7 separate regions of the Mus musculus genome follow, and regions 1, 2, 3, 4, 5 and 6 are each linked to region 7. Evidence: chromatin loops called from intact Hi-C (ENCODE). Cell type or tissue: heart. All regions are shown on one strand. Links, peaks and the distances in the headings refer to the core of each region. The heading gives the core; the rest is flanking DNA.

Evidence for each region. Hi-C counts contacts between places; a loop is a spot of excess contacts. Peaks named below come from ENCODE experiments on the same cell type or tissue, not always from the same donor. Only the 100,000 strongest peaks of a DNase experiment are listed, where the experiment ranks them.
Region 1: a loop joins it to region 7, with 5 times the contacts of the local background. A loop is called at or near these places in 3 of 42 quality-filtered maps.
Region 2: it touches region 7 in a loop (4-fold over the local background); 11 of 42 quality-filtered maps call a loop at or near these places.
Region 3: it touches region 7 in a loop (5-fold over the local background); 12 of 42 quality-filtered maps call a loop at or near these places.
Region 4: a loop joins it to region 7, with 8 times the contacts of the local background. A loop is called at or near these places in 17 of 42 quality-filtered maps.
Region 5: a loop joins it to region 7, with 6 times the contacts of the local background. A loop is called at or near these places in 9 of 42 quality-filtered maps.
Region 6: a loop joins it to region 7, with 6 times the contacts of the local background. A loop is called at or near these places in 5 of 42 quality-filtered maps.

Annotation. Positions count from the first base shown.
Region 1 is chr16:29,815,262-29,819,572 of GRCm38, reverse strand. No RefSeq gene overlaps it. Among named protein-coding and RNA genes, the nearest start is that of Gm46567, 3.9 kb to the right of the region's middle. In heart, for the core only: no CTCF peak of the experiment used is centred there; DNase peaks (open chromatin) are centred at 582 and 2,542; H3K27ac peaks cover 1,469 bases; H3K27me3 peaks cover 427 bases.
Region 2 is chr16:29,732,642-29,736,952 of GRCm38, reverse strand. No RefSeq gene overlaps it. Among named protein-coding and RNA genes, the nearest start is that of Gm46567, 79 kb to the left of the region's middle. In heart, for the core only: a CTCF peak has its summit at 2,464; DNase peaks (open chromatin) are centred at 1,232, 1,492, 1,852, 2,402 and 1 weaker place; H3K4me3 peaks cover 1,015 bases; H3K27ac peaks cover 1,848 bases; H3K27me3 peaks cover 1,509 bases.
Region 3 is chr16:30,007,408-30,011,718 of GRCm38, reverse strand. 4632428C04Rik (RIKEN cDNA 4632428C04 gene) reads right to left here and starts at 3,052. Exons shown (of 3, transcript NR_033631.1): 1 at 2,989-3,052. In heart, for the core only: a CTCF peak has its summit at 2,597; DNase peaks (open chromatin) are centred at 1,928 and 2,818; H3K4me3 peaks cover 1,855 bases; H3K27ac peaks cover 2,111 bases.
Region 4 is chr16:30,062,118-30,066,428 of GRCm38, reverse strand. Hes1 (hes family bHLH transcription factor 1) reads right to left here and starts at 1,072. Exons shown (of 4, transcript NM_008235.2): 1 at 731-1,072; 2 at 503-598; 3 at 179-266. The coding sequence starts at 838. In heart, for the core only: no CTCF peak of the experiment used is centred there; DNase peaks (open chromatin) are centred at 698, 1,158, 2,238 and 3,938; H3K4me3 peaks cover 3,848 bases; H3K27ac peaks cover 3,944 bases.
Region 5 is chr16:30,182,720-30,187,030 of GRCm38, reverse strand. The region is part of intron 2 of Gm26562 (a long non-coding RNA gene); the gene reads left to right. Among named protein-coding and RNA genes, the nearest start is that of 1700025H01Rik, 7.7 kb to the left of the region's middle. In heart, for the core only: a CTCF peak has its summit at 1,943; DNase peaks (open chromatin) are centred at 420, 1,180 and 1,880; H3K4me3 peaks cover 968 bases; H3K27ac peaks cover 1,911 bases.
Region 6 is chr16:29,880,773-29,885,083 of GRCm38, reverse strand. No RefSeq gene overlaps it. Among named protein-coding and RNA genes, the nearest start is that of Gm52263, 5.7 kb to the left of the region's middle. In heart, for the core only: no CTCF peak of the experiment used is centred there; DNase peaks (open chromatin) are centred at 2,363 and 3,383; H3K27ac peaks cover 2,816 bases.
Region 7 is chr16:29,944,623-29,948,933 of GRCm38, reverse strand. No RefSeq gene overlaps it. Among named protein-coding and RNA genes, the nearest start is that of Gm32796, 26 kb to the left of the region's middle. In heart, for the core only: no CTCF peak of the experiment used is centred there; DNase peaks (open chromatin) are centred at 1,123, 1,833, 2,653 and 3,373; H3K4me3 peaks cover 1,556 bases; H3K27ac peaks cover 2,958 bases.

The sequences.
Region 1 (4,311 bases), core at 63-4,062, 130 kb after region 7:
CGCAGAAACTCTTAGTAGTATTAGCTCTGGGGAGAGTGCCTGGAACCGGGGGTAGGACACTCACATGTGCTCTTCTTAAGTGTTTGCCTGTTTTGGTAAGGGTGTAGATTTAGATTGCAGTGTTTATGAAAAGGAAAACTATTTTTTAAATAATTGATGAGAGGAGCTAGAAAATTTGGGAATCAAACTAAAATAGCAAGGTTCATCACTCACCCAACATGGCCATATTATTTATAGACTAGACAATGATTTTCCTTAGAAGGATAGCTTCTTTGGGTGTCCCGTGGCCTTCAAACTCTGCCCAAGGTCATTTGCTAACAGGAGGAGGGAGGAAGTCCTTGCACCACGTACAGGGAACGCCTGGAGAAAGGCCTGGATTCTCAGAGTCAGTAAAAGGAGGGTTTGCTCATCTTATTACAGATTTCAGCTTGAGGTTTAGAAATTGTGATCCCCATTGTGCAATTGAGGAAACAGGGTCAGAAACCGAGGTGCCTTGATCCAAGTTACACAGCTAATCAACGGTAGAGATTACAGTGGAGTCTTATCCACCACAAGGCCCGTATTCTTCCACGTGTTGTGACATCTCAGTGCTCTCTGGCTTCTGGAGTCTTGGGTTGGTAAATGTTGATTATCATCTCCATAGCAACAGTCCTGCTCTGCACCCTCACCCCACATACCTCCCTCACTTTCTGTACTTCTCATTAGCCTCAGGGCCTGCTCCCTTGGTGAATAAAGCCAACTGCTGTGAGCCCTAACATCCATAATCTCCCACACAGTCTCCAAATACCTTTATCTGGCCACACTCCCTATTATTGCTGCAAGTCCTTCTTCAGCCTTTCTCTCTCTCTCTCTCTCTCTCTCTCTCTCTCTCTCTCTCTTTCTTTCTTTCCTTCTCTCTCTCTCTCTTTCTTCCTTCCTTCCTTCCTTCCTTCCTTCCTTCCTTCCTTCCTTTCTTTCTTTCTTTCTTTCTTTCTTTCTTTCTTTCTTTCTTTCTCTTTCACATTTTTTATAATTGTATGCTCAAAAAAAAAAAAAAGATGAAAACCATACTTGAGGTCCTCTTCTCTTCTATTACTTACATACTAGAGTTCAAAGTTCACCTTCTTCCCATATACATATTTCTGGTACTTCTGTGAAAGCCTGTACACAGTCGACCTTACAGTTCTTTAGTTAAAGAGCACAGGACGCTGACTCCATCTTTCCGTGTGAGAGGATTTCTATCGCAGGGTCTATAGAGCTCAGGGTAGGTTCCTAACGATGAGGTGTAGGACAGATGGGTCATTCCAGTTCTAAGCAGGCTACATGGCTTGTCCAGACCACCTTGTTCCACTGGAGGACAGCCTGGGATGATTCTTACCCTCTATAGTAGATACTAACACATAAAGGGTTAGATTGACCACTGTGTGTAACACCAAAAACTTGTCAGCCTATACCACACTCATGAAGGTACCGAATCAACCATGGCAGCCCAGTGTGAGTCTACAAACTTAATCTGAAAAGCATCCATTTCTGTTCTTATCTTCTCCTACTCCTAAAGCTGCCCAAGACAAGGAATGTGCATATTGTCTGGAACTTAGCAAGCAGGACAGTACCTGTGTGTGTGTGTGTGTGTGTGTGTGTGTGTGTAACTGGGGCATTATTTAACACGTTTTCCTAAAGGACATTTGTTTCCTTTGAACATTTACTCTTTTGCCATTAATTTATGTATTCACTTTACATCCCGATCACAGCCCCCCTCTCCTTCTAGTTCCCCCTCACATAGCCCCTCCTCTACTCCCTCTCCCCTTCTCCTCTAAGACGGGGGGGGGGGGGGGGGGGGACACGGACTCACCCTGGGTACCAATCCATCTTGACATATCAAATCCCTGTCAGACTAGGCACCATCTCTCCCACTGAGGCCAGACAAGGTATCCCGGTTAGGATCCACCGGCAGGCAACAGAGTGAGGAACAGCCTCAGCCTCCGCATGACCACACCATTTTAGTTTGATGTGCTGAGATACCAAGGAGCCTGACAATTGGAGCTTAGGGACTAGTTGGAGTGGGGGATGGGCAGAGAGATCCAGACCCCCACAGAGAGCTAATGATAGCACCTAGGACAAGGGCATCCATGGAGCCATTGCATAAACAGAGAGGTGGTTGGAAGATGGAGGATTTAATAAGGAGGAAGACAGAAAGCGCCCGCACAGCGCTCCGCACAGAGTAGGTGTTCAATAAATGTCAAGGAGTCTGATTCTCACATCAAACATCCAGCTGGGCGAACGGTGCACAGAGGAGGGAGGCTGCCTCTGACAGCCACGGTTCTTCCTCCCCCACTCTTCCACCATCTGCTCCATCCTGGTCGGATCATGAGAAACACATCGAGTTCTTTCCCTCCTCCGAAGGGAAAAGCTGCTCCTTATGCCAGGAACCCCGTGTTCCCAGATCTTGGCAGGGCTGGCTCCCCCTTGTCCTTCAGGCCTCAGGCTAAATGCTACCTCCTCAGAGAGGCCTTTTCTAGTCACTTCTCCCTCCAGGGCTCTCTGTCACATCATGCTTTTATTCCTCCTGACAATTGGCAGGAGCTGGAATGACTTGGGTTGGCTTCTGTGCCTGCTTTTTGTCCCAATAGACTTCAACCTCAGAAAGAGAAACCAGCTGTGTTTCTCATGGCTGGGACTCCTTAGGCTAGATGTGCTGATGCCTGGTTGGCATGTGGTCAGTCCCTGGGCAGATGATATAGTCTCACAGGCGAAGGTCTATGTGACCAGGGCCTCACAGGGAGAACCGGAGTTTACCACAGGAAGTTAGCAGAGAGGTCAGGGCTGGTCAGTGTTGCTCTGAGCCGCTCTGTCCAGGGGAAGACAGAGCTCTGAGTCCAGAAACAGCATTAGACATTTGAATGGAAATGCTTTGGGGTGACATGGAAAGGCGTGGGTGCCACTAGTACAGTTATGGCCCCTCCATTGAATTGAGGGCTTCCAGTATCCTTCTGAGCGAGATGTGTGTGTGTGTGTGTGTGTGTGTGTGTGTGTGTGTGTGTGTGTGAGTGAGTGAAGGGGGGAAGGGACTACCTACTGGTCAGAAGAGATCTTATCCAATGGCCAAACCTAGTTTCCAAACACAATTCTTAACAAAGATTGTAAGAATTGCCATGTGTTGGGCAAGCACTAAGCTCCAACCACTCCACTAGCCATTTCATGTACAGCATTCTATTTAAGGCTCAGACATCACAGGAGATGTCATTATTCAGTGTCCGAAGGTAAGTGGGAAAGAGTGACTAAGATGTCTGGGGTCACAGAGCTGGGCCATGAGGAAGAGAAGTTCAAACACAGCTGCCTCCTACTCCAAAGCCAGTGCTCTTAGCTACAATCTTTCTGGGCAGAATTATCTCACAGGTGAATCAATTCATTGAGTTTGGCGCAGTCCTTGCAGACTGAGTCATTCTAAATCAGACTGCCCGAACCTGTTCCTCTCCCGGAAACTGATCCCTTAACTGCCAAAGTCAAGGCCAAGACTCTGGAAAACTCTGGTAACCTGACAGTGCATTTGCTGTGCCCTTTCCCAATTAGAGAGTTGTTCTTCTCTAGGGCAGAAGAACCACAAGAAGCAGGGTTTAATTACCGGACATATCTTGCTTTGCTCAGCCCAGGAGGGGCATGGTTAGAAACTCAGAGAGGCAGGCACACTGCTCGGAATGCCAGCTCCTGTATTCAGTAACCACATGACCTCGCATGGGCATGTTTCCTTGTGGATTGCATCGTAACCCTCACCTGTGAGTGTAAATGTGGGTCAGAACAATCTCACAGTGTTGCTGTGGGGATTACAGGAAGATGCATGTCAAATGTCAAGCACTTTGCTCCTCTTCCAGCAAGCCCTCTATGCAGTTGCTAGCCTTTCCCCTTATTGTGAATAGTGTCCAGGCAGGGGCACAGCTGATCGAGTGGGTTGGAATCGAGGCACGACTGCTCAGCCACTGGCTTTGGGTGTAGATTGTCCCCCTGGATTCCTCATCTTTAAACTCTGAATAACTTAGTAAGCTTTGAGGGTGACAGCCATCCTTAAGTCAAAGCTGTCTTCTGTTGGGAAATTAACCAACACCAGAGGCAGGGGATGCCTGGCCTCAGATGGATGGCATCTGCACCGTCTGACTCCCAATGGTACATCCTGAGCGTGGGCTCCAGTGTGTGCTGTACCAGCTTGTCTGCACAGTAGCCTGCTGTTTAACTTGGAGCATTGGAGGGCAATCAGCACAAGAATTGCAGAAAGAGAGACTTCAGAGCCTAGTCTGTGCACATTGTGAGTCCATTCTGTAGGAATCTTAGTGGGTGGTG
Region 2 (4,311 bases), core at 203-4,202, 210 kb after region 7:
CTCTGTGGTCACCTAACCAACCCTCGCTCTCTCTCCCCTGTTGTCACTCCACACTGAATTGTCCTTTCACCCATCTCTGCATGGCAGAGACCAATTCAGAGATCCAGTGTCACTGCCTCCAGCAACCCTTCCTTGCTCACTGTCAGCAGAAGTGAGTTCCTCTGCCCTGACCTCAAGACATCTCTCCTTCCCTTGTAGGACTTGGTCTCTATATTAGAGTTAGTTAGAGGCACACACCAGCCCTTAAGTTTGAATTCCTCGTGATGAAGTCTTATGTCCCTCTCCTCCTTCACCCTCTCCTCGATGCCCTACACAATACTCAACATTAGTTAAGTCTTTGGAGTCGAGTGAGCAGATAAATCAATTTTTCCCTTCCCAACACGAAAACCACCAGCCAGTTGGCTCAATGAATCCTCACCCTTCCCTCCCCCGCCCTGAGTGCCGGTCTGGTGATTCCAGCTGCATCTGGAACACAGACAGAGACCTAAGAGATGTCATGAAATACGGATCACTGGAAAACGGAAAGCAGCGAGGAAAACTCAATCAGTAACATGTCACGGAATGCAGGATCGGGAGCCAGGGTTGGTGGCACATCTGTGACCCCAGCATTGGGAGTGTGAGATGGGAAGGAAGATTCAGTCTGGGACACACAGTGAAGACCCTGTTTCAAAAGGAAAACACCCCTAAACCCATGGGTTGGTGATTAGTCACCACTTCATCCCCAAACCCAGGACATATTTGTAAAGGCTGTTTGGGTTGGTCGGCTTGTCTGTTAAACCTCGTGGTAATCAAACGCTGGTTTAGTTCTTAGGAATTGTTTTGTTCCTACTCAGAGATGATATTTACGCCAATATCCAGTGTTAGAGGAGGGGCTGGGAGGGGCTGTGTTCTGGTGATGACAGCACCCCAGGCTGAGGAACAGAGATGGGCCCTACAGTTCGGGGAATGTAGACACGACAGAAGGACATTCCCTCTAGCCTTGGCTAAGTCCCTATGAGAAGCTGCACCCCCCACCCCCAGGGTGAGAGGAAGTAGACATAACTTCCCCAGCTGTCTTCCCCATACCTTTAAGCCCTTTCTCAGTGCCTTCCACAAAAGGTTCTGTGGGTCTACTTACACAGTAGCACATTGTTGGCCAAAGCAAGGTTTCAAGTGACAAGGGAGAAACTGGAAGCTGGGGAAACAGGGCTCCCGTTGGCCCCAGGCCCCAGGGCCCTTGCTTCCAATGCTGGGGTTTAAAGTGGGTTTAGAGGAAACGGACAACTTCTGAGTCGGAGTTTCACGTTACCATTTCCTCTTTGTGGCTTCATCGAGACCACGGGTAGATATATATGACTCCGTATTAGCTAAACTGACCTCCAACCCCTATAAGCCTACCCCTGAGAACTCAGGGGAGAGAGTGGGGGAATAGCCATCTGCAGGGGGTAGAAGAGAGCCTGGGATGTCTTGCCCTAGATCCTCAGCGTCCCTGCCACCCACCGTCCAAGGCAAACACAGCAGCCATCCCCGGAAGCAAGCAATTAGATGCTCCCCGGGGAGGCCTGTAAATTCCTAACTTCTCCCTTCAGGAGGTTAAAAGTAATAGGGTTGCTGGGATTATTTATGTTTCTCTGTCTGGATGAATGTGTATTGGGAGGTGTGTGTGTGTGTGTGTGTGTGTGTGTGTGTGTGGGTGTGTGTGTGTGTGTGTGTGTGTGTGTGTTGTGCATGCGCGTGATCCATCCTCCCATCTCCTGTCTTACACAACTAGCTGCTATTTACACACCAGATGATCCCTGCAGGAAAAGGCAAGTCCCCAGCCGCTGTGGAATTTTAAGAGAGCTTCCTGGAATGCCCTTGTGGGATGTCTGGTTCTAATTGCCTCCGTCAGCGGAGCTGGCAAGCTGGCAGGCGCAATGAGAGGTGAAATTGAACAGATTCCAGTTCACATCAGACCCCCAGCCCTGCCAGAGTCCCCCAGGGCCCGGAAAAGAAAACAAATGTGGCCCAGGCAGTGGAGGGCCTGGGGAGGGGGGTGCGGGGGGGGGGTGTAGAACGCTAGACTGGGAGTTGGAGCAGGAAGATTACTGTCCCAGAGCAGCGGCTTCTGACTGGCTTCACTTTGTGCTAATCACTTAGTCTTGTGGGCCTCCTGTGTTCAGCTGCCAAATGAGTGGTCTCCCAGGCCTCTTCCTAGTCTAAGATGGGGGTCGGGAGGAAAGCGTCCAGCTGTCCCTGTGGTGGGTTGAAGGGTCAGTGGTTTTGTCTTCGGACTTTTGAATCAGATTTTTTTTTTTAACATTTTAGATCTTTAAGCATGATGGGAGGTGAGAGGCTTCAATCCACCTACTAGAACCTAGTGCTGTTCCAAGCTAGCCCTTGTCCCTCTCCCACAGCTCCTCTAGGGATGACTGAAGGTCTTGAGGTCTTAACACAAATCTCTGCCAGAAAGGAGACAAAATCCACAGTTCCTTAGTGCCCCCTATGGGTCCAAAGATGGAGACACTTGAAAGAGGCTGCCCAAGAAGCCACTCTCCTCCCCCCTTGTTCCCCCAGCCTCCAGGGCATCTCTGGCTCCTAGCTCAGAGCCAGAAGGCTCAAACTGATCCCTAATTTAAGGTGAATTTTTCTTTCTTTTAAGACTGTTGTTTTAAGGCACAGACTAAATTAATTTAGTCAGTTCCCCCAACAGGCTATAGATTGAGTGCTTCCCAAGGGGTCCATGGTATGTGTAAAGCGACACGGTTTATCAAATACAGACGCTTGCTGTTTATCATCTTGCCCTTGCTAAGCCTAGCATCAGCTTGACCCCCTAGCCCACAGCTGACACATGTGTGTCTTCAGGCATCAGGGGCTCACTTTTGAGTATGTGTAGGGAAGTCGGCTTGGCCTAGACCAACCAAATCCTAGTCACCGAGACTTTTGCCAAATTGGGGCATAATTGGCAAAGATGTCTAAGAAGACATTTGTAGAGAGGCTGCAGTCCACAGGATCGCCAAGCATCCTAGAGCACGCCTTTCTCTTGGCTCTATTGCTTCACGGACTACGATGACCATGTAAGCCCCTGCCTTCTCAGTGCTTTCCAGAAAGAACGTGCCAAAATGCAAGGGTCACCATGGTGCTCCATCCAATAAGTCAGCCCCCTTACAGACCACCTGGGACTTCTGCTTGGATCTCATTGACCACTCTAGCCGCAAGAATGGCTGGAAATGTAGTCCTGTCTCCTCTCCTAATGACCTGAGTTCTTTTCCTAAGAAACAGGAGCAGATATAAGGGCAGTATCAAGAAAACTGTTGTGCCTGCTATTATGTGTCTGGAGAGGAGTGAGGGGGTACGCCACAGTCCTTTTCTTGGGGGTCACTGGCTTCCCTCTGCAGGAAGAGAGAAAGCTGTTGTGTGCAGTTCATCTGATCCAAGAGAACTCCTAAGCTTCTCACACAGGACTAGACTGCCAAGTTGGTGGGGAGAGATGGCATCTGTGGGATGATCTCTTCCAAGGCTAATGGCAGGCAGGTGATTCTGAGCCTGGCCTCTGGGCCTTTTCCTAAGGAAAACCATCCCAGGTCACTCAGGAGGTTTGCACTCAGATCTCAGCATACCTGTCTAGTGTTCACCACCTGGTCTGGGACCAAAGAGCAGCCTCCTTTCAAAGATTCTAATGGCTTTGTTCTAGTACCAACAGCGCTCAGAGGACATGAGGGGAAAGACTCTCACCCTACATTTGGATATATCCTCACTTCCCCACTCCCAACAAAGTCTGTTGCTATCTCTTCATTCGTTCTGCTGGGAGCCTGGGCCAGCCTGGCTCACAAAGCAAACATTTAAGTCTAAATATGGTATTTAAACTGTGGAATGCTGAGATTGGCATGGCTCAGTGAGTCCCCTGATGACTGGCCTCTGGCTCTCTGCTCCTGAGTGTCCCTGGCCCTTCAGATTTGGAGAGGAAACTCATCTCTAATTTGGTCCCTGGTTTTGAGCCAGTTGATGCTAAACTCCTGGTCCTGGGCACTTGGTGCTCCTCTGACTGTTGGGAGAAGAACAGAGGAATAGAAAATTTGCCTGTAATAGTTATTCCTTACTCTAGAACAAGATGTGCTGGCGAAAGAAGGGCCCAGGTAAAGGGAGGGGAAAGCTTTGACTAGCCCAGTGAGCTCCATTTTAAGGAACTGGTTTCTAACCTGGTGATGCTTCAATACTGCCCTATGGGGCTCAGTGAGTCACCTCTGCTGTAACGACCACCTCATTCTTCGAAAGCCAACTAGACCAAATGTCCTACTAAACTGTGTATCCTACTAAGGTGATGATTTTAATCATGCTCCAGTTGTTGCCACT
Region 3 (4,311 bases), core at 176-4,175, 63 kb before region 7:
AAGACACACTAGGACTCTTGCTGCTCAAGAACACACAGAGAGAAATGCAAGGTTTTAAATGGCCCTTACGAGAGAAGATGTGCAAGTAGCCACGGTCAGCACAGGAGAAGGCCTCTACTGCCATCAGCTTCCAAAGAATGCCAATCAAAGGACAATGGCTAAAATAAAAACTTCACGATGCCAGATGCAGGAGAGGATGTGGGGCGATGGATTGGAGGTGATGCAGACATTTGGAATGCTGCATTTGCTTTATGAGTCGAACACAGGCTAGGCGTGCTGGTGCATGCTTTTAATCCTGAACTCAGGAGGCAGAGGCAGGAAGATCTCTGTGAGTTCAAGACCAGGCTGATCTACATAGTGGATTCTAGGACAGCCAGGATTGTGTAGCTCCCTACATGACCCTGTCTCAAAGAAAGAAAGAAAGAAAGAGAGAGAGAGAGAGAGAGAGAGAGAGAGAGAGAGAGAGAGAGAGAGAAAGAAAGGGTTGAATACAGCAAGTAGGTGGTATTTGTTATGGTTTTAACAGTGGACGGTTCATAAGGAAAGCAAACCTGATTACTAGAACCGACTGCTTCCTGCTGTAAACTCTCCTACAATAACCAGTTTAAAGATGTCAGCACAACATCACTGAAATCAGAGATGGGATGGGATGGCCCAGGTGGCATTTGCTAGCTGGTCCCCGTTCATCTCTACCCACCATGCATCTGTAATGTGACCCGACAACCCTACTCCTGGGCATTTTTTAGGAGAAATAGAAATATATCTCCAAAAGCTCCCTGTGTGAATGAGCTCTGTTTCTCGAGGCCCAGACTTAAAGGCAAGAGGACTGAGAAGTGATCTGCACTAGACCCAGGATGGAATGCCACTCAGGGACGAAAAGGAATGACCTCCTGAGACAATGTGCAGCAATGTGGCCACATCTTGAAACCATCAAGCTGTGTGGAATGAGGCAAACTGGAGCAGAGTAGGCTGTGTGGTAGCACTTCTATACCATTGCAGATGGGTGAAAACTGACCAATCATGGTGGCAATGAGACCAAGAGCCCTGAGGCAGGACCCCTACCTGGTCCATTCATCCTTTATCACACTAGGATAGAATTAACTCCTTAGGAGACTTTCTAATTGCTTGATTGAGAGCCCCAACTGGAGATCATGGGACTTCAGAGTAACCTTCCTCTTCCTCTGCTTCTCTCAGTGTCCACTGGCGCCATCAGCGTCTGCTGTGTCTCCTCTGGAGCCGTGCTTCATGCTGGCTGAATGACCTAGCATATACCCCGTTGACTGTGGATCTCCAGAGGGGACATCTCGGTTGGTCCTTTGACACACTAGCATAACTGAGCACTTAACTGACTGAGTCACAGGGCAGGGGTGGTTTATTTCCCCAACCAAGAAGAGTTCGAAAAGTCCTACCAGGGTCTACAGAATCTGAGCTGTGGAAGATGCAAATGGCGATTGGGCAGGTCCGGGGGCGGGGGGGGGGGGGGGGCTCACAAGTGAGTGCTATGGGGTAGTGAGAGCAAAGGCTGTGTGTGTGGGATAACCTGAACTACATCTAGACACCGAGGTGACATTTACAGGTCCCAAACTTCTGGCAGATGGTTTCACCTAAGTCTCTTTAATGATAAACCAGGTGCTGGGTGTGGTGGCACGCTCCTGTAAGTTTCAGGGTCAACCTAGGCTACATTAGTAAGACCCTGACTCAAAAAAAAAAAAAAAAAAAAAGCGCGAACTTTGAACCTTGGTCTGTGGGACCTTCAAGTCTGATGAAAGCTGCGGGCTTGTGTGGTCTCAGAATAGGTAGATGCAGATCGGGGTGGGGATGCACGCAGCAACAGCTGCAGAAGTCATGTAGAGTTCACACACGCCCAAGGGAAGCCAAGGTTGGAGTGCTCAGCCTTCCCATGGGGACAACACCCACCACAGTCACAGTCCCCCGCCTTTTTTAAAGTGTGTGGTTATGTGGGTGTGCATTTGTCCGCGCAGGCTTCCAGCTGTTTGCTTCTATCTGTACAACGACTGCCAGAAGGAACTGCGACCTAGACTTTTGATCCAGTCAATAAACACACGGGAGCTGGGCCTGGCCACAGTGGTCAGACTCAGAAGCGAGACTCTAGATGAAGGGACAGTAACGATAAAAGCCTTCCCCTCACCCCTCCAGTCTTTCTGGCAGTTCGTGTCTGAATCTAAAAGCCAGAAGTGGCACCGTCTCTAACGAGCAACTTCTCTGGTTTTCTGCTTTGTAACTAGGAGCATCACCAGGAGTTTGAAGCCACAATGAATTCAGACTAGTTTGGATTACAGATACCCCCTCCCCCCCCCCCCCCCCGGTCTAAAAAAAGCAAAGAACGCACAAGGAACACAGGGTGTGTAGGTATCCGCCGTGGTGATGTATCCCCCACCCCTCTGTCCCCCCTCAATGGACAAGCATCGGAGCCTCTGCTGCTGTACGCCTAGGTAGCCAAGGGTTAACCGGCGTCCCCCTCCCCCCTCCGCCCCCGCCGGGCTGGGCAAGGCGGGAAGGCGGCGCGCCGGGTGCCAAAGTCGGAACCTGCTCTCGGCAGCTCCCCGCGCTGCCTTGACTCACCGCCAGGCCTGGCGCGGCCGCCGGCTGTGGAATGTGTGAGCGCCATGTGTCACCGCCCCAGACTGTGGGAAAACGCTGCTCCGCTCACCTCCCAGCAGCTGGCCCGCGCCCGCCCGCCCGGGAGCCGGGAAACAGGAGCCGCCCGCCTGGGAGGCCGCCCGGGGCCACTTCCGAGCGCGCGCCGCCTCTCCGCCCACACGCCGGTCCCTGCCGGCGACCCGGGGCTGCGGCGCCACCCGCAGCGAGTGGCCCAGCACGCCCTTCTTTTGCCCCCGCTGGCCTTATGCATCCTCCTGCTCCACCAGGCCGGCCTTAGACACAGAGAGCCCCTGTTCTGAGAGCTCCTGGGCGGTGACCTCTTTCCGGGAAAGGGCCAGAGAACTGAGGGCTATGCAGGGGACTGACCTCATGGGGTTGTGTGACAGCTCCAGTCTGGACCTTGCCAGCCCTGAACAGGAGGTTCCACTCTGCCTGACCCTTCCCCCGGAGAGCTAGGCAAGAGCCCTGCACCTCAACGCGGGGGCAGCCTCCCCTCTAGTCATTGGATGAGAGTCACATGGGTCCAGAAGTCAGCCAGGGACAAGGTTTCCAATGCCTAGCCATGCAGGGAGATGTAGGCAAAGTCACATTCTGGGTGGCAGCCATGCAAGACTGGAGACAGCGCAGTGCACCTTGTTCCGAGCCTGGCTCTCCACTCCGTGGCCAAGTGTCTCTTCAGCCAAGGCTCCTTGTGGTGTCGCTGCCTTCCAGGGCAGTTGGGACGAAATCAGATGGGGGTGGGGGCAAACCTCGGGGTCCAGGGATCCAGGGTCTTCACCTAGCATCAGCCTCTGCTGCTTTCTGAGGGGTCGAGGTGTGTGTGTGTGTGTGTGTGTGTATGCCACCCCCGTAGGAGGCTCGGGACCTGGGTGGGGTCTCTGCTGTACCCAGCTCTCCTCCAGCATGATCTGTTTCTGTTTTTTCTCCCTGCCTGTTCTTCACAGTGGGCGATGAGGTCTCACTTCTGTGGTTCTTCCCAGGCTAACCTAATCCAGTTCAACAGCTGCCTCTCCTGAAGTCCCCATGCACTTGATTTCTGTCCCCGCTCTGTACCGGTCATGGCCTGCCTAACTAGTCTTTCTCTCTCCTGCAACTTCTTATTCAAAGACGGGCTACCCTTCTATGTACCCCCCCCCCCCCATGAACAACACTGAATTCTGCATGTGACAGCCACTCTGCAGATTGAGTGCACCCCCACATGAACACTTGTCAATACCATTTATCACAGGTTCAGAACCTCATTGCCCAGACATGTGACCTCGGTCAGGCTAATCTTGCCATCTCAAATCTCTCCCCTCACCTGCAGAACATAAATCTGAGTAGGGTGTGGTGCCACAGGCCTATGATCCCAGCACGTAGGAAGCAAGAAGATCACAAGTTTGAGGCCAGCCTCTGCTTTCTATTGGGGAATCTAATGAAGAAGAGAGGGAGGAGGAAGAAGAAAAGAAAAAAAGGGGGAAAAGAATGCATTCGGTGGTATTTGGTGCGCTATAAGCTTTGAATAATGAAACTCCAGTTAACGACAGGATGCATCATGGCAGTGGTTCTCAAAAGAGTATGTCATCTAGTGACACCTTACCCATCTTACTTTGTATAAGTGCACTCTATGAAGTTCCCATAATGATAAGGTCAGTGAGAGATCCCTGTCATTAATCCATATACAATTGCTAAAATACCATAGACTGGCGG
Region 4 (4,311 bases), core at 117-4,116, 120 kb before region 7:
AGCAGTAACAACTTGGGAGCTGTGGCTATAAATAAGACCCAGACCGTGGGAACGCGGAGTGAGCCAAGGCAGTAAAATGTAGCTGAATGCCTCTCACAACCGCGGGCGGAAGTCTGGAAGAAATCACCGCGGGCCGAGAGGGACACCCGCAGAGAGGGGACGCACGCGCGGTCCTTACCGGTCATCTGCGCCCGCTGCAGGTTCCGGAGGTGCTTCACAGTCATTTCCAGAATGTCTGCCTTCTCTAGCTTGGAATGCCGGGAGCTCTGCGCAGAAAAAACAAGGGATGAAAGTCAGTCCTCCTTGTCAGCTGCCTCCGAGTTCTGAAGGTCCCCGCCCGCATGTCCCACATCCCAGGGCCCGGCGGCCTCTCTCCCGCCAGTGGGAACGTAGTGCTGGCGGGGTAAGATCCACATGCAGCAGGCTAAGAGCTTAGTTCTTTGTGCCTGGGAAATGCCATTCCATTCGTAATTAAAAATAAAAAAAAGCATTGCTCACTTACATCTTTCTTAAGTGCATCCAAAATCAGTGTTTTCAGTTGGCTTAGACTTTCATTTATTCTTGCCCTTCGCCTCTTCTCCATGATAGGCTTTGATGACTGCAAAGGGGGAGAAAAGAGGTCCTGAGTTCCCACGGGATCTGCCATTTCACCCCGAGGTTTTAAGAGAAAAGTAAAAGGAGTCCCGCTGTGCACAACCCACTTAATTTCTAGACGCAGGTACTGTCTTACCTTTCTGTGCTCAGAGGCCGTCTTTGGTTTGTCCGGTGTCGTGTTGACACTGGCTGGGGTAGCAGCCACCGGGGAGGAGGAATTTTTCTCCATTATATCAGCTGGCATTTTCGTTTTTTTTTTTTTTTTCTTCTCAGTCCCCAGAGAATTTTATTTTTGGAATCCTTCACGCAAAAAAAAAATAATTTTTTTTTGCTTACGTCCTTTTACTTGACTTTCATAAGAAAAACTACTGAGCAGTTGAAGGTTTATTATGTCTTAGGGCTACTTAGTGATCGGTAGCACTATTCCAGGACCAAGGAGAGAGGTAGACAGGGGATTCCGCTGTTATCAGCACCAGCTCCAGATCCTGTGTGATCCGCAGGCCCTGGCGGCCTCTATATATATCTGGGACTGCACGCGAACGGCTCGTGTGAAACTTCCCAAACTTTCTTTCCCACAGTAACTTTCAGCCAATGGGAGGAAGAGACACGCGGCACCGCTCGTGGACTGCGCCCCCCCATTGGCCGCTAGGCACAAGGTCTGGCGGCCAATGGCGCGCGCCTGAGCCCGGGGCACCGGAGGCTACAACGTCAATCAAAAGGATTTTAACCCTTTGCTAACTCTTTCCTCTGGGCTTTGCTTAGTTTTAGTCTAGTCTATTTCTTTTGTGGCCAGGCCTTTGGTTTTTATTGTTCTTGCTGCATGCAATATAACTACTTTGTATAATAAGTTCATTTGAAAAATATTTTGAACAGATATAGGCCAAGACAAAATTTAGTGATTGAAAAAAGGAGGGAACAAGGTAAAGAGGATGTGTTACTCTAATGTCTTCCGGAATTCCCGCTCGAACTCTGTATGTTTAGGGGAGTCAAAACTGCTCATGAGGTTGGGGAGATACTAAACCCCACACGCTAAACATGCCCTTACCGTCCCCCCAAATGCCTTCACAGCCAGGGTTTTCGGAGCAAGGTGTCTTTTGGATGCTTGTCTCCCTCTAGCCCATTCATTCCTCTCTTGGAATTGCAACCTTGGACCTCACGCTTCTCCAGAAAACAATCAGAATAATTTCCTACTGGGCAGAAAGGAAATGGAATTTCAAACGAAAAAAAAAATGAACAAGGGGGGCTTTGATAGCAATGCGACAGGAGGGGCGCGCTCGTTCCTCCGCCACTCTCTCTACCTTTCTCCCCGCAGGCTCCCAGTTGGCAATACGGATAGACGGCGGGCAAGGGAGTCGGGGCTCTCCCCTCCTCACCCCGCGGGCGGCCAAGGCGGCCTCGGCGCCCCGCGCGCGAGCCCTTTAAGAGCTCCACCAGCCGAGCTGCAGTTTGACATCAGCCGGCCGGCGAGGGCGCGCCTGGAGTCGGAGCACGTGCCAGGATGTTTTATTGCCGCCGCGGCTGCGGCCGGGGCCCAGAGGATGTGTGTGTGTGCGTGCGTGTGTGAGTGTGTGTGCGCGCGCCCCGGGGGCAGGGAGGCGGGGGCCGGCGGCGGCCGGCCGGGAGGGAGCGGGGGCCGCCTCTGGTCCCCGGGAGAAGCCAAGAAGGTAAATAGCAGCTGCTGTGCTCGAGCCTGGGAAAACCCCGCCCCCTGCGCCTGGCCAGGGCTCATTGGCGCGCGCTGCGTGTGGGGTGTGTGCGTGCGTCCGTGTGTCCGGGGCCCCCTCCTCCGGCCCGGGCGAGCCAGGAATCCGCGGGGGCGGCGGCCCGAAAGCTGAGCCCCCGCGCTGGCCTCCCTTCCCCCGCCCCGGCCAAGGTCAATCCTTCCGGGCAGGGAGCGCACGCCCAAGGGTGGCGATCGGGGAATTCGTGGGCCCCCTTCCCCGTCCCCACCCCCCATCGCCACCCCCCACCCCCAGCCCGCCGGGACTCCGGGCTTGGGGATCTGAGCGTGGCCGAAACCACCCGGGTGACTGCGGCGGGGGAGGGGTCCGGGCGCCCGCCGCGGTCACGAGATGCCTGACCGCACTTAGGAAGCGGCCGGGTCAGCCTCCTGCCTCCGCTCGGCGGCTTGCGGTTCCAGCGGCTTCGCTGCCGCCCGCCCCTTCCCCGGGTCCCTCGCTGCGTCCAGGAGGCTGCCGGCGGACGGCTGGGAAGAGACGGGCGGCTGCGTGCTGCCGGCTGGCCGGGGCTGCGCGCCGGGAGTCGCCGCCGCCGCCGGGTGCCACGTGGCGGGCGCCGGGCCGGGAGCGCCAGGGCTCTGGCGGCGGCCTCCCTGGGGGATTTGCCGCGCGGCGCGGGCGGTGCGCACTGCCCGGGCGGCTGCCTGCCTCCCTCCTGCCTGCCCTGGCCTCCACCCGGGTGCCCCAGACCCCTCAGTTTTCCCGCCGCCGTGAACTCGGGGCAGCTCGGGATCCCAGCGCGTTGTTTGATCCCCGCCCCCAGTCTTTCCCGCGTCCGGGAGGCCTGGCACACAAGGCGCACCGGCTCGTCCCTTCGTCCCCTCCCCCAACCTCCCACTGAGATCATGTGAAAGATTTCTCCAGCTCTGGTCCCGGACGAGGTGGTGCTTCCTTGACTGCATGACCTTGGGCAAGCCCCCCCCACCCCCCTTTGTGATGGAACGCCAGACACTGTTAAACCCTGGGATTACCACGATGAGAGATAGAGTGGCCGCTCCCACGGAGTATTTATTCTCCAACCTACTGCAGGGGCGCACAGAACCGGGCTTTCTGGACAATGCTTGGGGATTCTGTTTTTCCCTTTGGGGGCTTAGATCGTGTTGCGGGGGGTTGAATCCGGAGGGGTGCCTTTAGGTCATGAAGCCTTCATCGGGTGTAGTTCATTAACAGTGCCTTTAGAAAGCTCGTTGCCAGGTATCTGTGTGGTATGGCTGCCATCTATAGATTCCCCACAAGATTCCCCTGGGAGTGCCTTTAAAAGAGGCAGTAGACAGAAGTAAAAGGATGTAGAGAATCCAGAACAATTAGTCATACGTTAAGCTTCTAGTAGGGCTACTGGTGGAGAGGATCTGTATTCTGTACCTCAGAAAAATATGGCTGAGGTGTTGGAAATATGCTGAGTCATGGGGATGGAGAGGAAGGGAGCTACCGATGGCGTTTAAGGCACAGAACCTGATGTCCTCAGTTATAGAACACTCACAGCGGGTGTAAATGGACATGTAAGAAATTTGAGATCACCACACACAAGACCCTTGGGCATCCTGCTTTATGAAGGACTCTGAACCTTCCCTTAAGACAATGAAGAGCCACAAAGGAGGTTCGCAGTGGAGAAAAGACATCAGGGCTCTCCTTAGGTGACCCTGAGGAAAGTGTCAAGAGCGGACTGCAGGGCTTGGAGACACAGGCCATCTAAGGGAATCAGACTAGTAGAGAGGGCTCCTAAGTGGCACAGGTAGGCTGACATGCTACCTACTTGGTTCAGGTTACCTGACCACTAACCACACACTCCACTGACTTGAGTTAGAAACTTGTTTGCCCTGGGCGAGCTGTTGTCTATTATTTCACAGGCTTCTAACCATTTTTATCTTCTAAGCCTCTCTTCTACCCGCCAGGACAGCCCTCCCCAGAGTTTGCAGATAAACCTTTACCTCAGTGTTTGACTTGCCTTTTGGGGAGAGAGGGAGAGAGAGGGAGAGGG
Region 5 (4,311 bases), core at 99-4,098, 240 kb before region 7:
AGCCTTCTGAAGCTAGGTGTGAGAAGGGATGGGGTACAGGCAGGCCTGAGAGTGGGTGTCCTAACTCCCAACATGGCACCTCACCTACAAGCCACCAATGTAGCTCATCTTTCTCTCCCATGCTCCACCCGGGGCCTTGCATTTGTCTTTTTGTTAAGCCAGACCTGCTCCTTCCTCCCGCCATTTTGACTGTTTCTGGGCTGAGGTTTAACATGTCACGCTGATTCAGAGCCAGAAAGAGTCCGCGTTGAAAACATAACCCATCCGAAACCTCAGGAGATAGGGAATAGTCATGCGGGTGTGGAAGGTGATAGGGACACGTGGGGACAGCAGCCTGAGACTGACAAGACAGGAAGCTGCTGTCATTCCAGGCTACCGGCCAGAGAGGACGCGGCAGTGGAGGGTGGGCTGGTAGGGCCTGGATCTGAGGCTGAACAGGTCACAGACCTGTTAACATAGCTTCCCTCCAATGTCTCGCCAGAACTGAACAGCACGTCTGCCTTTGAAGGTTGGCCGGAGTTGTTAATCACTAATAGTGCAAATGTCACCTCTGTCCTGAATGAGGAGGGAAGGGACAGACTATTTTAGGAAGATGACTTGCTTCCTGCACATTTTTTTTTTCCAGAAGATAGAGTAGTGTCTGGTGCTTAACGGAACACCAGATGTTTTGATAGGCCATCACAGCGAGATCTGCGGAGGCTGTGAGACAGGCTGATTGACGTGCATACGTGGATGACGCTGGACTCAATCTGACTTAAGAATCAGCTCAGATGCAGTGGTTATCCTCGCGCTTCGGGCTCTGTGTCCTTGTTCAAATGGGGACTCTCATTTTCGGGCTTCTATAGAAATGAATGACAAAGGGAACGTATAGAGAACTTGCTTGTCCCGGTAAACAAGTGCCACCCAGGAGAGCTGTCCGTCCTCGCTGCTCGACCATGGTTATCATCCAGACACGCTCTGGGGTGGGCACCTGGAATCCTCACCACAGAAACAACAAACGTATTCAAGAGCTGGCTTGCCCACTGCCTCCCTCCCTCAAAGGAGTAGTTTACTCTTCAAAGTCTGCAAGCCCCTCCTCTGTCCTTTTTTTTTTTTTTTTTTTTTTTTTTTTTTTTTTTAATGTCTCTTTCACCTCCCTACCCTTGTTTGGAAGAGATTCTGGAGCATTCTGTCAGGCGTTGTGGGAAAGCCGTTCCTTCAGGAGCTAGGTCTGAGTTCATCTACCCAAGTGCTTTCTGAACAGTCTGTGAACACTGTTGGGCAGGTCAGGTAGCAGACGGCTCGCCCCTCTATGAGACAGCATAATTTCCCTTATTAAAACTGAGTTCTGCCTCCCTGCCATGCTTGGACCAACTCCGTGGATCTTTCTGGAATGAATGTAGCTTCATTTTCTATGTCACAGCCCTTGAAATGTGGGGGAGTAAACATGGTAGGCCCAGCAGATATTTTCATTCTTTGGTTTCCATTTGCGACAGAGTAGCTGATTTTTCCACAGCGGTAAATCCCTCAGGATGGGGAGATCAAAGCCAGGATAGGGCTATTGTCTTGGTGCCTGGACTCTGTCACCAGCATTCTTGGGGTGCAAGGAAGCTGTATGGTGTACCCACAATGGAACACAGGTAGAGGTGTACAGGTGATAGAAGAGGTGGGCTTCTGGAAATCCCAGGGGTCCATCCGTCTGGAGTGTGGCATGTCTGGGAACCATGCTCTGGCTGGCTGCCTGGGACAAGCCTGAACTGCACGTTGGGGTCTTATTCACGGTTTCCTCTGCTCGCAAAGGATCCCTTGAACAGTTCTCACAGCCTGACCCCAGCGTCCCTGGGAATACCAACTGACAGCTGCAAGGAGTGAAGCCACAGCAGCCCTGTCGGGTGCCAGCTGGACGTGCCTGGCCGCCACCCGGGGATGTCAGAGCAGAGCTGCAGGCCACCCTTCCGCCAGCAGGAAGCCCAGCCGCAAACACTTGGACAGGAAGCCTGTGTGCTGGCCAGCTGAGCCAGCTCTGGTTTCTCTTGTGTCTGAGGGTTTGGCCTCTGAGTAGAGGAAAGCGAGCCAGGTGCTGCGGGCTGTGCTGACGCTGACTGGGTCAGGATTCGCCCCCCCGCCCCCCGCCCCCAAGAGCTTGGGTTGTGGGTTCAAGGGTGTAAGCCGAAAAGCATCCTCCAAGCTGAGGCAGAAGGGGTGTTTCTTGGAGGAAGGGCGAGGGAGCAGGGAACGAGGTGTTTACCAGGACTGGGCCAGCTGGCTGAGGATATGCTGTGAACCCTTTGTGCTGGCTCCAGGGAAGATGGGGTTGGTGGTTCAGTCCTGCAAACCCAGGCTGGTTCCCACTTCCCAGCTGCATCTGCCTCTGCCTCTGGGAGCTACACTGCTCTCTGTCTCAGAAGGCTTCGATGTCCACATATTCCTGGCTGTCAGGGGGACTCCTCAAGGGTCTCAAGTTGTGCTGTGAGAGAATTACTGAAAACTGAACGTGCTCGGCCAGGGACAGAGACGATTTACACGCAGGGCTGCCTATATACGTAAATCTCTTGAAAGCGGTCAGTGTATACTTCCATGTAACTGTCATGAAGGCATCTCGGATCATAGAACACTTAGGCTTTTCACAAGTCCCCTCACAGCCTGATTGTCCAGGAAGAGATGTCTGGTGTCAGGTACCCAGGTAAGCAGAGTGACTCAAGGCCACACAAACTGAGCAGCGGCAGAACCTGGGTGACCACAGTGACTTCTGTCACTCTAGAAAGAGAACGGAGAGGTTTCTTTTCAAAATATATGAGCATCTATCTGTCTGAGCATGCTCACCTGCGGGATGTGCTTTGGGCTGGCAACCGCTGCTTGCTGTCATCCCAAGGGAGACACTCTTTGTGGCTTTAGTCACTTCAGGTTCCCTCACAGTTTTCCTTTGCAGTTTGAACAATCCAGTTTTGAGTCTACTTTATGGCCTCTTTGCTTCTGACTTTAGACCAGGGCTCGGCAACGTTTTCTACCAAGCCTACCTGGTAACCATGCTAAGCTTTGTGGGACATATGTTATTGGTGGCCATGACTCAATTTTTGCTGTGGGAGTGTAAAATTAGCTATAGACAATGCATATCTGTGTCCCAATGAAACTTTAATCCACCAAACAGGCAGTGGACCAGAATTGGCCCACCAGATAATTATTTGTTGGCTTCAAGTCAAAACTGTTTTGTTTTTGTTTTTGTTTTGTTTTGTTTTTTGAGATAAGAGTCTCCGTAGCCCAGGCTACCCTTGAATTTACTATGTACTTAAGAGTCAGAATGAATCTAACAACTGAATAAACGGATGAATTAGTTTTGCAGTAAGATCATTTTAGGTACCACCCCCTGTACTTCATTCTGATCCCCATGTGGGGACAGTGTGATGTGACTCAGTGCTATCACCCTGAAGGAATATATAAGCTGTTTTGAACTCCAGCATGCAACTCATCTTTCTCATCTTTGTTCCCTTGTGAAATGTGGGGTGACTCCAGCTGCAGGGGATTGCAGCAGAATGACAAATATATGTAAAGTTTGGGGTTCAGTGACAAGGGTGGGAGAAATGACAAGAATTGTTCCCCTCAATGCTACTGGAAGTCACCCACTGTGTCCTAACAGTGAGGTTGCGATACTGCCTGTGTTCTATTGTCCTGGGCACAGGGAGAGGTCACTCACTGTGCGGTACGCCTTAGCCTGGGAAACTGGGCTCACAGAAGCTTGCAGAGAGGGCTCCTGTGTGGCATCCCAACTCACTCTATCCAAAATGACCTTTTCATAGCTGCCCCTTCTTCTTTCTCCATCTCTCTAGACCCCAAGCTGGAAACCCTCCTGACCCATCTCCTCTGCTCCATGTCCTGCCTGGTTGGGGGGGGGGGGGGTCATCAGCTTTCTTGAATTTGCTGTCTGGCTTTTAATAGGTTTATTGAGACCCAATTCACCAAGTATGTAACTGACCGGTTTTGATTATAATTCAAAGGTGTTCACATGTTGTATAATCATTGCTACAATGGTTTTGAGCATTTCTGTTGCCCCTAAGAACAGAAGCCTAGAGGCATTTCAGTTTCCACACTTCTTCCTAGTACTGAGCTACTGCTGGGCTAGCTTGCTATACATCTGCCATTAGAGACCTGTCATGCAAATTGATCCAACTAAGCTATACATGGTCTTTGGGGTCGAGTGTCTTTCACTGGACCTAATATTTTAAAGGCTCGTCCATTTTGCCTCCCTTATCAAAACTTTCACTCTCTTTTAAAGGGCTGAATAGTATTCCATGGTATAGATTTATGATGTTGTATTTATCCATCCATAAACTGTAA
Region 6 (4,311 bases), core at 251-4,250, 64 kb after region 7:
GAGCCAGCGTTCCAGAAGAAGCCACCCACGGAAGAAGAGAGATGGAAAGAGGAAGCCTGGCTCTGTGTGTTTGGAGACAATAGCTTTTAGAGATTCTTAATAAGGCCTCAAGCAAAATCTTGTCAACATTTATAGCTGCTGACCTGGGTGGGGGATTAACTGGTCTTCCTTCAAGTAAAATAATCAAAGAGTTATGGGTCCATCCTCTGTGTCCCAGAGCCTGGGGGACTTGCTCCGATGAGGAGCCTGGGCCTTGGGAAGCTCCTCTCTCTTATCCCTTCAAACTTCATTTCAAATAATTCTGTAAACTTTTAGAAATAGCTCCTCTGGGGGAGGGAGAGATGGCTCAGTCGATAAGAGCACCGCCTGTTCGACCAGAGGTCCCGAGTTCAATTCCCAGCAATCACATGGTGGCTTACAACCATCTGTAATGTGTTCTGATGACTTCTTCTGGCCTGCAGATGTACATGCAGATAGAGTGCTCATATTCATTAAATAAATAAATACATACATAACATAACATAACATAACATAACATAACATAACATAACATAGTTCCTCAGGAGTGGAGGAAAGGTTTGGCATCATCTATGAGGGGCTCGAGCAAGAAATCCAACCTCACTAGATAGGGTGCTGCGTGCCTTTAATCCCAGCACTCAGGAGGCAGAGGCAGCTGGACCTTTGAGTTAGAGGCCAGATTCCAAAACAGCCAGAGCTACAGAGAGACCCTGTTCGAAAAGCAAACAAAGAAACAACAACACATACAAAAGACAGGAACAAAGGAAGGAAGGAGGGAAGGAAGGAAGGAAGGAAGGAAGGAAGGAAGGAAGGAAGGAAGGAAGACAGAAAAAAGAAAAGAAAGCCTTAGCTTAGTCAAGATGGCTGGCTATGTGAGCCGTATAGACAAGCCACATAGACAAGCTCATGGAGATGGATGCCACAGCGAGAGAGAAACCATCAAGGCATCTCACGGGTCAGGTACCTTTGTAGTCTCTCAGGTTGAAAAGAGCCCTCAGTACCACCTATTTAAAGGAGAGGAATTTGCACTGAATTCTCAGTCTTCAGATCCTGCCGACTTTGAACCTACTTGTATCTGTGTGATCACACACACAAACATACCCACACAGAGATGCACACATGTGCGCACACACACACACACACACACACCACTACACTTCATTTGCCATAGTACACCCTCCCCCATAACCCTGTGCAGTCAGGAATTCAATTCAAAGCAAAAGGGATTCTTGAGGAGGGGGGAAAAAAAAAGGAATTCCATAGTGGTGAGGTTAGGGTTACAGCCCTTGAAGCCAGATGGTTTCCTGGAGACGTCAGGGGAGCTGGGTGAGGTGGCATGGGGGACACCATCCGGGAGCCCCAAGAGCTAAAGCTGGCACTTGCATGTGGCTGGCATCTGCTTAGTGCTGTGGATGGTACCTTCACAGCATCTCCATCTGCCTCCAGCATCCCCAGCCTGGGACCTAAGTTGCTGTATTCTATTCTCCACCCATTTCTGAAAACTGCCTGCTCGGGTGCTACTTCAAAGTCCCCTGGGAATGCCAAGTCGCCAATTAAGCCTCTTTGAGGCAGGTTCTCATTCCTTCCCCACTAATTGAAATGTTACTCCTTTTACTAAACCCATAAACCACCCAAACACAACGGCCTTCCTCATTTGCATTGTAACAATGTCCCTAATGTCCTTCCAAGAGCTTTACGTAGAGCCGAACCTTTTCTCTACCCCCCCCAACCCCCCAACGGTCAAAAGCAATTCCGAGGCAAAGGCCTTCATTTCCATCCCTATACAGCTGCTCATTAGCCAAGGTGGAATAAATTCCCTTTATTCTGGATTCATTTCCCAGGATGATAATGTCTTTTTTGTCTCAGGCCACTGTTCCCAAACTGGCCTTAATTGCTGATAGTAATTGAGTTAATGAGTATTTACAGCCGGTAAGGTTAAAAAAGGTCTCCTGTAGTTTTATTTGTGACATTTTATTTAACCTGCAATAAAATCATTAACAAGTTGTCCCCGTGTTAATTTTCTGGCCCTTCATCTTGTCTCTGTCTCTTGGGAAAGTAGGGTGAAGGTAGATGGCTCGGTCCTGGGGGTAGTTCTTAGGTTGCAGGGATGGGGAACCCAGCCTCATCCAGGTTTTCTTCTATTCAGAGAGGAGGGCCTCTCCCAGTGAAAGCAGATAGCCTGGGGCCACGATGCTCCACAGTCTCCCAGGCGCTTGGCCAAGTCACAGTCGGGGTGATGAAATCCCTTCAAAGCCACTGGGCTGGGCCAGGCTCAAGCTCCCTACCAGCAGCGCCAGCCTAAAGTGGCCCACAGGTCGGGCACAGAGCCGAGGTGTCAGGCAGTGTGAAGAGTCTGTGCATCGGTGCCTGCCAGAGAGAAGATCTGAGATGGGGCTGGAGGAGGCACCCATGCTTGTGGGCAATGCTAGGGCAAGCCAGGGGCTTTCCACACTTCACACTGGGAGGCCTGAGACTTGTCTGTGGGAGTCAGTCACTCCTAACCTTCATGTCTGCTTCCTTGCAAGCCACAGTGGGAGAGGTGGAGGCCCCTTTTCACAGTGGGGTTCTGGTTTCTTTGTTACTTCTTTAGAGTGAAGCTGGCTTCCAGGAAAAAAAAAAAGAACCTCAGAGGCCACTCCCAGATAACAGCAACTCCTTTTCTTCCTTGTGTGCTCTGCGTGGGGGGCTACTGGTGGCGTCTCCTTCAGAGGTGTCCAGAAACAGTGTTTGGGGGAATGATGAATCACACTGTAGCGGAAGTATCCAGCAGTTCCCTAGCATACACAATGGCTTTGGTTTCCTGGACATACAACTAGACTGTCTAGGCCTTCTTCAAGTTAGATGTCACCAGGTGACAGCAGAAAAAAAAAAGGTGTGCATAGGAGGAGATCCAACAACTTGCAGCCCAAAGTTAAAAGCAGCAGGGTCCAGCCAGCTGAAAATTGTCACACAAGGAGTTGAGACAGTCCCACCCTTCCTGTATGTACACATTAAAAAAAAAAAAAACTGGAATTTTTTAAATTTATTTTTTATTTTATGTGCATTGGTGTTTTACCTACATGTATGTCAGCGTGAGAGGTTGGGTCACCTGGACCTGGAGTTAACAGTTGTCCGCTGCAATGTGGTTGCTGGGAATTGAATCCCCTGTCCTCTGGAAGAGCAGCCAGTGCTCTTAACCACCGAGCCATCTCGCCAACCCTTCTGTGGAATTTAAACCACTCTACGCTCTGGGAACTATCGGTGGCAGGAGCCTACTCTACATTCCAACAAGTACAGTGTGCCCTGCGCTGTGCCTGGGAATGGTCGTCTTGCTTGGGATTCTCACCCTCTGAGACCTTTCCCATGTGGCTCTGATCCGGGCCCCTTTGCAAAGCCTTCCCGTGGGCAGAGGAAGCAGAAAGCTGACCCGACTCAGTCATTACCCTGGCATCCTACCAATGCCACTTTTGCCTGCCTGTAGGCAGATTAAAGCATCTGGCCAAGGCGTAACGTTTAGAAATTCAGTTCTCGGGCCACTCCCCAGACTCACTTCATCAATGACATTTCTGAAGTCAGGCTCCCTGCATGAACAGACTGGAGAAGACTAAACTGATTTCTGGAACAGTTCAGCCTGTCAGGAGTTGGGGATAGGAAGGGGGGTAGGAGTCATTCAAAATCCACTTGTCCCTTCATCTTGTGATGGACAGACAGACAGAGACCCAGAGCCAGGAAAGGGCAGAATCAGCCTGAGGGCCCCTGGCTTGAGCCTGGTGCTCCTTAACTGAAGACAGAAACAAGGTACGTGCCATGTGCTGTCATCAACTGTCCCTTTGCAACTGCTGATACCTGCTTAACATTCTTCATGCTCTGTAAATCATCCGAACATACTTGTCTCTGAGCCTGATGTTCCGGTCTTCACAGCCGGTACCACAGCACTGTCTCCTCTGGGCACATTTCAAGTACAGCTCCTGTGGTTTCTGTAAAGTCAAGGTTGAGCATATTGGGCAGGTCGGCTTTTCTCGGGTGGTTGTTTTCCATGCCCACCTGGAATCAGGGGCTGCTGAGAAAACCTTCTTCAAGGCACGGGGGAGGGGCTGCTTATGGTAGGAAGTGTGGCAGCTGTAGACTGCTAGACTGTCAATTAGTGTCTTTGGTCTGACAACAGTGAAAGAATTCATCCCATTTTATAGAGGAGGCAACTGAGGCTCAGATAACTTTGCCGAGTTACTCAGGTCTCTGCTAGGACCTTTTTGACTTCCAGCTCTGAGCTCTTCAGTCTACCGGTCAGTGGGCAGGTTGCCCTCTTCTAACCCA
Region 7 (4,311 bases), core at 218-4,217:
CCCTGTGCCCTTCGGCCATGATGCTTCTGCCTTGGCATACGCTTAAAGCAATGCAGTCAGCTGACCGTGGTCTGAAACCCCTGAAACCAAACCAAACAACCTAACCAAAATAAGACGAAAACTTTCCTCCTTGTAAGTGGTTTCTGACCAGCATCTTATCACAGTGTTGAAACAGCTAACACAGCAAGTTGGGTCCCTGATGATGTTCAAGCCTACATTTTGATGTGTTTTCTTTGATTGCTATACTGGCTAGTTTTGTGTCAACTTGACACAGCTGGAGTTATCTCAGAGGAAGGAGCTTCAGTTGAGGAAATGCCTCCATGAGATCCAACTGTAAGGCATTTTCTCAATTAGTGATCAAGGGGGAAAGGCCCCTTGTGGGTGGGACCATCCCTGGGTTGGTAGTCTTGGGTTCTATAAGAGAGCAGGCTGAGCAAGCCAGGGGAAGGGAGCCAGTAAAGAACATCCCTCCATGGCCTCTGCATCAGTTCCTGCTTTCTGACCTGCTTGAGTTCCAGTCCTGACTTCCTTCAGTGATGAACAGCAGTATGGAAGTGTAAGCCGAATAAACCCTTTCCTCCCCAACTTGTTTCTTGGTCATGATGTTTCTGCAGGAATAGAAACCCTGACTAAGACAATTGCCAACCTTTATAATACTAGGCAAAATCAGATGCAAGAACAATTTTTGGGAAAAAAAATGTTCACATATTTCCTTACCTATCTCTATTCTGGAAAGTTGAAAGTCTTGCTTCATCTCAAATACTCCTCCCCACTCCACCCCCATGTACAGCAGAGTCACTGTAATGCAGAGTGGGAAGAAACCTCTAAAGTCTTCCAGCTGCACAGATAGAGAAACTGAGGCGCAGATGCTAAGTCAGTGCCCGAGTCCTGCCCAAGGCTTGTTCCTTATTAAGGACTCAACTCCAACCATGATCAGAACCTCTTGCCAATATTTCTCAACAAATGACAGTACAATGTGACTCATTTTTGACATTATGTAAATGAAGGAAACAAGACTGAGTGCCCTTCTGTCCAGAGAGCAGGAAATGAAGGCTGTCTGGGGCCGCATGTTCCCAGGGACATACTGTGTCACAAATGGGGTCTAGAAGAAGCAGGTCTTTGTTCATGGCCGACTTCACTGAGTTCCTCTCCTCAGCCGTGACTAGCAGGATTGGCACCCGACCCATTCTTCCAGCATCAGCCAGAGGCCACTTAGGTTGTCCTCTGCCACCAGAGGCTGCCCCCTCCCCCAGAGTCTGCCCCCACTGAAAGCAGCATTAGTGCTCTCTGGAATAGATGTTTCAAGCCAATCGGTGCCTCCCTCCCATAGGAAGCAAAGCCATTTGCCACAACGGAGCTTATACTTTTGCTCAGAGAAGTGCTGAGTTGAGGCTGTTAGAGATTATTGGGCTTTTATATTTTAGCTCCCCCAGCCCCCGCCACAGAGTAACAGCAGTTCCTGTGAGGGACAGTCTTGTGCTCACCTCAAGCAGGGATTGGTTATGGAGTCTCTCCCAGCTCTGGCTTCTTTCAATTAGGCAAAGCAGTGTTTTTCATCAGAGTTAACTATGGTGAGACAGTCCAGAAATGGAAGAGTGTAGAAGAATGATAGTGTTTTCCAGAGACTAGGCAAGCTGGGGGAGCTATTAGAGAGCATCAGACACATAAGGAAACTCTGGCCCAGGGAGAAGCAAAGGCGGGGAGACCACAGAGCCAGGTGGCTGCAGCTGGACCAGAAAGCCTGAGAACTGGGCATTAGTGCTGAGCTGGCACACGTTGTGCCAAACACCTGTCTTTCTAGACGACTTCATAAGCCTGATGCAGACCACAAGCGTGTTTTCAAGAGGTACCATTGGCTAACGTAGAGACCCACCAAGAAAAAAAAATGTCAAGGACTGGGGGCTGGAGAGAGGGCTTAGGACTTGAGAGTTCACACTGCTCTTGCAGAGGGCCTGAGTTCAGTTCCCAGCACCCATAGAGGCAGCTCATAACCATCTGTAGCTCCCGACGATGCCTTGGTCTGGGACTCACGTGCACATATATACATACAGACAGGCGTGCATATGCATAATTTAAAATTAAAAATAAAGTTAAAAACATTTTTTAAGGACTGAAGGATAAAAGATGTTGAATAATTTATCGGAAGCCTTTGAACACACTCTCCCGGGGCGGGGGATGAGGCGGGAAGGCCCCCTTCCTTCCCTATCCACCAGAATCTTTACTGTTCCTTCGCCTGAGTCAACTGGACACGGTCGAGCTTAGCCCCCTGCGCTTCTCCTAGGGTTTGACCGGAACAGGCTATCTAAGCAGAAGGGACCCCTTCCCTGGATCACCTGCCATCAGAGACTTTCAAGCCTTTCTTCGCCCCTCCCTTCCCGGCTCCAGCCGGGGTGTTGTGCAAGAGCCAGAGGAATTTGTGATAATGGAGCCACATGCCCAGGCTCAACCCAGGCCCAAGGAACTTGACCTGAAGCAGGAGGGTAAGCAAGAACACTCCTAGCTCCCAGGCCAGAAGGGTGGCCGGCAGCCACAAGGAAACTCCTAGTGGTCCTGAATGCTGCCAAGGAGGGGGAGGCTTGCCTTCTTATTTATAGCATTGCGATTGCAGGGGCTGGGATGGGGGGAGCTCGGATCCCTCTTGAGCTTGGCGCATGATTCATTTCTCCTCGGGAGCTGCGGGCCGAGGCAGGGCGTGCGCTCTGGCAGCCTCCGGCCAGCCGCACACTCGGGCCTGCTCGTTTATTTATGGTGCTTTATCAGGGGCTGTGCACCGCGGCGATAAAGTTTATGAAAAGAGGCGGCGTCTCCGGCGGCGGGCTGGGCCCCGGCGCTCCTTTCCCACACTGATTAGGATCAGCCGGGACTTTGGAAGCGGCAGTTAAGGATCAGGGTGCCTGGAGCTGGCTCGCCTTCCTGCCGCGCCCAGCCTGGCCGGCTGCTGGCCCGCGTGGGTGGGAGGGCCGCGCTGTGACCTGGCACGGGGCAGGAGCAGGGCAGCCTGGAAAATCCAGCGTCCAGATCCCAGCTGAAGCCGTAGAAAGGGGCTCAGGAGCCATTTCTCTTCTGAATTTGGCAACTCCGACCCTGTGGGTTTTTGTTTTGTTTTGTTTTGTTTTGTTTTGTTTTTTACTTTTCCAGTTCCCAGTTCTTTTCGTGTGTGTTTATTCTCCCGGTGCATTTGGGCCCATCCCTTAAGAAGACTAAGTCTCTGCAGCGAGAATATCTTTAATCGCTTCAGAGATAAATTCAGAATTACTAGCTCCGGTCTGGGGCCTCTCAGAGTCGCAAAGGGTGGATTACAGAGTAACTGCAGCCTAGGGTTATAAGGCTCCAAAGCAGGCACCGAGGCTGGCACTTGCCTCGGTCTTACTGACTTCCTTAATTTGTGGTGACCTCAGGGAGGTGACAGTCCTAGCCAGAACATTTCACTGTGTGATAAAATGACTCAGAAAGGCAGGGGCTGAACTTCAACTGGACTTTAGAGGCAGGAAGTGCAGCTCAGTGGTAGGGTCCTGGCTCAGGGTTTGATTCCTACACACAAACATACACACACACACACACACACACACACACACACACACACACACTAACCTAAATAAATAGAATCAGAGCCCACTCACTTAACGTCTGGATTTCCCTTCCTTCCTAGCACCGAGAACGGTGAACAGGACAATTATCCTGCCTGAGAAGGTCACTGAGGTATTATGGTCTTGAAAACAGGGGTCATGTGTCTTCATGTGTCAGCCTGACTGGTTTAGAATCACCTAGGAGATTGGATGGCTGGGGCTTATGAGGATGCTTCCAGGGCGGCTTACCTAAAGAGGGAAGGCCCACCCTGAATGTTAGCAGCACCCTCCTATGGTCTGGGGGCCTGGACTGAGTATGAAGAAGAAGCAAGCTAAACACTAGCGTTCATCTTTGTTCCTTCACTGAGATGGCCATGCCTTCCATGGACTGATGGCATTCCTTCAAAGCAGGAGCCCAAGTGAACCTTGCTTCCTTAAGCTGCTTTTACTAGGTAGTACATCACGGCACAGAGAAATATAGCTAACACAAGTAGATGTTCGCTAGACATGGTGGTGGGAAGGTAGGTGTTTCAGACAGAACAAGCCCTTCATAAAATTGACTCTCGGGGACAAGCTGTGTTCACCTTCTGCTTCTCTAAGGAGTGGGAGGGCAGAAGGCCAGCGACTCTGAGTTCTGTGACGACAGGGTTGCCTTCATAGACTACTTCCTTGCCCTGGAACCTTCGGCTTGCAACTGCTGAAATTCTAGCACCTCAGAAGTCTGACAACCATCTGATCTCTTCCT